Linked DNA regions of Homo sapiens: region 1 is linked to region 2. Evidence: read pairs that join two places in POLR2A ChIA-PET (ENCODE). Cell type or tissue: PC-3. All regions are shown on one strand. Links, peaks and the distances in the headings refer to the core of each region. The heading gives the core; the rest is flanking DNA.

Evidence for each region. Peaks named below come from ENCODE experiments on the same cell type or tissue, not always from the same donor. Only the 100,000 strongest peaks of a DNase experiment are listed, where the experiment ranks them.
Region 1: POLR2A ChIA-PET joins it to region 2 with 24 read pairs; 3 of 35 experiments call an interaction of 5 or more read pairs at or near these places.

Annotation. Positions count from the first base shown.
Region 1 is chr11:66,310,932-66,313,805 of GRCh38, reverse strand. No RefSeq gene overlaps it. Among named protein-coding and RNA genes, the nearest start is that of CD248, 4.7 kb to the left of the region's middle. RefSeq lists a silencer at 1,356-1,605. In PC-3, for the core only: a CTCF peak has its summit at 1,821; DNase peaks (open chromatin) are centred at 965, 1,415 and 1,815; H3K4me3 peaks cover 1,593 bases; H3K27ac peaks cover 443 bases.
Region 2 is chr11:66,071,935-66,074,847 of GRCh38, reverse strand. The region is part of intron 1 of PACS1 (phosphofurin acidic cluster sorting protein 1); the gene reads right to left. Among named protein-coding and RNA genes, the nearest start is that of PACS1, 3.1 kb to the right of the region's middle. In PC-3, for the core only: no CTCF peak of the experiment used is centred there; no DNase peak of the experiment used is centred there; H3K4me3 peaks cover 347 bases.

The DNA.
Region 1 (2,874 bases), core at 1-2,500, 240 kb before region 2:
CCTGAGCTTGAGCGAGGGCTCCGGCTGCTCAGGACTGAAGTGTCCCAGGAACTGGAGGGCCTGGTCAAAGATCACAGCCTGGTGGGAGTGACCTCCCTCATTTCGTGCTCACTGCCTTGGGGGGCGGGGGTGAGACCTGGGGAGGGGAGGCGCCAGTTCCCACCGCCTCTGTAATTTTTCAGTTACAGCCTCTTGGGGGCCTCTAATTAGGACGGGGCAGAGCCGCCACGACCACCCGGGCAGGCGAGGAGGAGTGGCCCAGCGCCCCCTTCGGGCCTGGACCTGAGCTGGAAGGCTGAGCTGGGCCCCAGGGAACCAGGAAAGGAGGGGCCGGAGCTGGGGATGAACCAGGGGGTCGCGGAGGGGGCGGAGGGAACGCTACGCACCGCCCCCGGTCCCCGCTCTCACGTTCCCCTAACTCAAACCAGACGTCCCCGCCAGATCCTGCACAGCTTTAACCTCGGAGACGCCGTCGGGCAGGTTTGCTGGATGCCAATGAGGGTTGCGAGGCGGCCCAGACGGCTGAGTCTGGGAAGGAGGTGAGGAAGCCTGGGGAGCGACAAGGCCTGCAGAGACGGGATGGTCTGGAGTCCCCTCCGTGACCTCGGGTAGGGATCTAGAGCGCCTCGAGGGCAGGAAACAGTTAAATACACTGCAGTCGGAGGCGGGGGATGGGAGTGGGGAAGGGGGCCCAGAGCCGGCTCTTTGTCATCTGGTAATGAGCACCAGATGCGGAGCTGCGTGCGGGCCTAAACAGACGGCCTCCCAGGGCAGAGCCCCGGCCTGCGCCCAGCCCGGGCTCAGCCCACTTACTCGCAGGCCCCGCCTCATTCGGGCGCGGCGGCGAACTGCATACTCCAGCGGTATCAGCCCGGACCTGGGAGCTACGAGCCACGCCTACTCGCTGCAGAACAGAAGAGAGCCCCCGGGAGCTCTCCAGAGGCCCCGCCCACAAAGCCACAAGCCCCGCCCCTGCCAACTCAAAGATTCCAGCAGCGATTGTGCCCGCCCCCTGCCCTCTTGGCCCCGCCCAGTCCCCCGCCCACAACCTACAAGCCCCACCTCCTCCGCTCGGCGCGCGCAGATTGGCGGAACTATTAGTCTCGGCTTCTAGGAGGTATGAACTTCGCCCCGAGTTTACACATTCTCTTCACGCGGCGCTACAGGCCCCGCCCAACACAACTGCAAGCTTCGCCTCACAGAGCCCTGGACACTGCAGGGAATCCCTCAGAGGTCTTAACTCTGTTGGGGGATGATGTAAACTCCGCCCTCCAGGGAAACGTGTGAAGTTCCCCTCAACCTCCTCTTCAGGCTCCGTCCCCAGCTACAAGCTCCGCCCCCTCTCAAGCTCACAAAAGTGGAAGAACTGCGCCCTCGTAGGACTGTCACACCTCACACATCGAGCGGAGGTAGCGGTTCACCTACACGGAGCCCCGCCCCCGGGGCCGCCCACGAAAGATGCAAGCCACGCCCCTGGGGGCCCTGGAGTCCCGCCCACCCAGAGCGCCCTGGCTGCGGCGTAGCGCACAAATACGGCTCTGCGAAGAGCGCTACCGAGCGAGCCTCTTATCGCACGCCCCGCCCACACTCAGGCTCACCCTCTTGGCGCAAGCACCGCCCACTCCACCCCTGGGTCCCTTACCACCTTCGCGATATGCCCAGATCCACCAGTCCTCCGAACCCCTCATCTCTCACCACGATGCCCTTGAACCTGGCCCTGGAGCCCTCTTCTTCCTCCACCTACGGTTTCCGTTTGTCCAGATTTCGGGTTCTCTGGGCGAGCCCGGAGACTGGGCCCGGACAGCCGGGCAGATGGCGTCGATGGGCCTTTGGCGCCACCTGGCCTCGGCCCCACGGACTTACAGCCACCGCGAGGCCTCGGTAGGGCCTCTCTCTCAAAGCGTACTAATTGCTCAGTAAATAGAAATAGCTGCTTAATTCGTTAAATGTTAGTGTTACTTAAATATCTGCCGACTCCCCCCACGGGACAGCCCATCCTTTCGCAGATGCCTTTCGTCGTATGTGGAAATTCGTCCCTAAGGGAGCTTCGCACTGGCCCTCGAGCCACCCTATGAGCTGAGCGCCCCTGACAATCTCTAAAGTGGCTGGCTGGTCGAACTCTTGCTGTCTCTCCCCGACAAATCCTTTCGCCTGGAGGGCGAAAGCATCGCCTCTCATCTGGCGGCCTAGAATTCCTAGGACCAGGTTTCCCCCGCCCCCACCTAGTGCTCCAAAGGCTAGACACCTTCCCTGGGGGCTGTGTTGCGAAGGGGTGGGTTTGGGCGGGGAAGCCCTCAATTAGGAGCTGAAGGTCGTAGTTTTTAGGGACAGTGTCTCAAGGGAGACCCTATCTCAGCTCTCATCTCTACCTCTGAAAATAACAGCCTGGAGGGCAGGAGACGCTGAAGTTCAGGGCTAGGAACCCAGTAAAATATTTTTCAAACATTAGTGGGACAGACAGGGAGCAACCCTTGAGGAGGAAGGGAGTTGACACCACTGAGCTCCAGTTGGGCCCTTTGCTTCCTGCCTTAGCTGCCAACCTTGCCCTTACCCACCTCCGGGCAAATCAGGCCTGGGGAGAGGGATACTTTCCAGACCAGGTTCCAATGCTCGTGCACTAGCCATTACAAATGTAAATAGGGTTTAGCGCTAAATACTGACGATAATAATAGTGAATGCTTGAAGCACTTCTGTTTTGTTTTTGTTTTTGTTTTTTGTTTTTGTTTTTGTTTTTTCGAGACGGAGTTTCTCTCTTGTTGCTCAGGCTGGAGTGCAATAGCGCCATCTCGGCTCACTGCAACCTCCGCCTCCCAGGTTCAAGCGATTCTCCTGCCGCAGCCTCCCAAGTAGCTGGGATTACAGGCACCCACAACC
Region 2 (2,913 bases), core at 311-2,810:
GTGCTTCTGTGGTTAAAGGGGCAAATGCCCCCAAGCGTTTTCATGAAAGTAACACTTCTGCTGCAGACCAGTCATGCCAACTCAGCTATGGCCACCTTCTGTGATTCCAACGCTTTTGTCCATTAAGGCTTGACCTCAGCACCCACTTAAAAAAAATGTGACCTAAGGAGAAAAGTGACTGATAACTGCCAACTCCTACCCTAAGTTCACATACACATAAGGGTATGCAAATGGGCTTTGGATATGGTTTGCGAATGATACAGCAGAGCACATTTCATCTCTTAATAATCACTTTTATGCCACTGAGGAAATTTTGAATGCTTGTAAAATTTAGTAATTTTTCTGCCTCTCCTACTTACAGCAACACAAAAAGAAAAGAACATCAGGGAAACCTCACCATACAAAGGCAGAAGGGAAGGGATCAACAATGAGGCTCTAACACCCTTCCTTTAACATCAAGCAGCATGCCACCTGGTCCCCATAACCCTGCACCACGGTCCATGCCATACTGGACCATAGTAGAGGAAGTACTACTTAGCATGAAGGGAAAACAATGCTAACTTCTAAAGCTTGAATTTCATAAAAGATAAAGGAACTATAGCAAAACTACCTTTTTGTAACAGAATCTTAAAAGCCAACTGTATTTCACAGTGATTACCTCTGGGAAGTGAGAAGAGGGATGGACTGGGGGCTTTTTCCTTTGTGCTTTCCATCTTTCCATACTGCTCAAATTTCTAATCATGGACATATATTAATCATTTTGTCTTTAAAAAAAATGCTGGTAAAAGGCTGGGCACAGTGGCTCACACCTGTAATCTCAGCACTTTGGGAGTCCGAGGTAGGAGGACAGTTTGAAGCAAGGAGTTCAAGACCAGCCTGGGCAACATAGTGAGACCCTGTTTTTAAAAAAAAAAAAAAAAAAAAAAAAAAAGCCAGGTGTGATGTCACATGCCTATAGTCCCAGCTACTTGGGAGGCTGAGGCTGGAGGATTGCTGAGCCCAGGAGTTGGAGGCTGCAGTGAGCTATGACTGTGCCACTACACTGTAGCCTGGATGACAGAGCAAGACTCCATCTAAAGAAAAAAAACAAAAAATGCTGGTGAAAAATGTGATCAACAGAACAATTTCATTCTTTTAAAACCAGCTGTGAGTAAGCTATTCACCTATATAAAGTTTTTCAAAAGTACTATGTATTCTGGGGGAATTTAACAGATGTTAAATAAGAGCAGACACCTACCTGAAGAACAACTACACTGCTCTTTATTTAAATATCTAATACAGGAAACGGTATTTTTTTCAAAAGAAAATTATATTTTGACAGGCATCAAGAAAAGCAGCAGGACCTTCCTAACACTGTACTGTTCGAGCCCCTCTTCTCTGCCCTAAGAGACCAAATCCCATGACATTCTTATGCACACCTAACCTTAGATCCACAATCATGTTTACATTTCTAAGGGGCATGTATCTCATATATTTGTGTCCCGTTTGAGTTACATGAGACAAGAATGTTAATCCCTCCACAGAGTGCTGCATGTTGCCTATATATTCTAAACAACATGAACAAGGACACCCAGGAGACCTCAAATTAACCAGATGACTCTAATAATTGGAAAGACCAATGGCAGGCCATTTTCTCCCCACAGAGTGTTATTCTGGCCTGCAAAATGCTCAAAGAGCACATGTGTTCCACAAGGAGTGAGGAGGTACAAGGGTGATGGATGAAAAACAATGTCGGAGCAGGACAGTGGACAAGCTCAAGGACTGGTCAGTAAACGTGACGTAACTGCACACTCCCGGAATGTAAAAATAAGTCCGCCTAAGCCTCTCACAGCAAGTTAGCATAATAATTATACATTTGATCAGGATGCCTGGCTGTTTCTTAGGCTAATAATTTATTACGTGGACTTTGCAGTGACCAAAAGACCTAGGGGCAGACCAAACATCAACAGCAGTCAATGATTTCATTCACGCCCCTCTGCTGCAGCTCCTTGCCAGTAGGCTCGCGCCTTTTCAACCTAACGAGATGGAGAAGGCAGCTGCCCAAACGTCACCAAACACAGGCATGAAAGTGAAGGAGAAATGGGAAAGACTGGACCCACGTAGGAAGGAACACAGTGTTTCTATGTGTGAAAGAGGTGGGTTAGGATACTTCAGCGATAGATGGGCCTGTATAGAAAGAGAGAGGCCTGCTTAGGATCAAGAGAGGAACACCATCACATACTCAACTCTCGCTTGAGCTTGGTGTTGTGCTATGGATCTGGCCACAGCAAACTAAATTAATGTGGCTCCTGATTTCCCTAGAGAAAGGACAGAGAAAAAAAAAACAATGTGTAAATCTGTTAAGTGATGTGGAAACACAGAGTGGAAGCAGCCTGTGGAAACAATCTACTTTTGCCTAGTGAAGTCCCAGATCTATACCCTGCGAGCGGCAATCCCACCCCTCCATATGAATACAACCTAAAGAAACTTCTGCACAAGAGCACTAGGAGTCCTGGGGGGAAATGTGTGCATTACTGTGGGTGTTAAACAGGAAACAACCTACATATTCAAGAGAATTACGGTATATTCATTCACACAACAGAATACTACCCATCATGAAAATATTTAAACTATGGCTACCATACCACATGGATGATTCTCACAAACCTAATGCTGATTTAAAAAAAAATAAAAAAACCAATCAAGTCACAGAACACATACAGGATGACACCATGTACACAAACTTCAAGAACATTCAGAACTATAAAATATATAGAGATGCATTATGTAGTAAAACTAATTTTTTTCTAACAAGGGAAATGATAAACACAATTCAAAATAGTGTTTACCTTTGTAGAAGGAAGAGGGGAGACAGTCAGGAAGGGGCACCCTGAGAGCTTCAACAGAAGCGATAATGCTCTGTTCCTTAAGCTG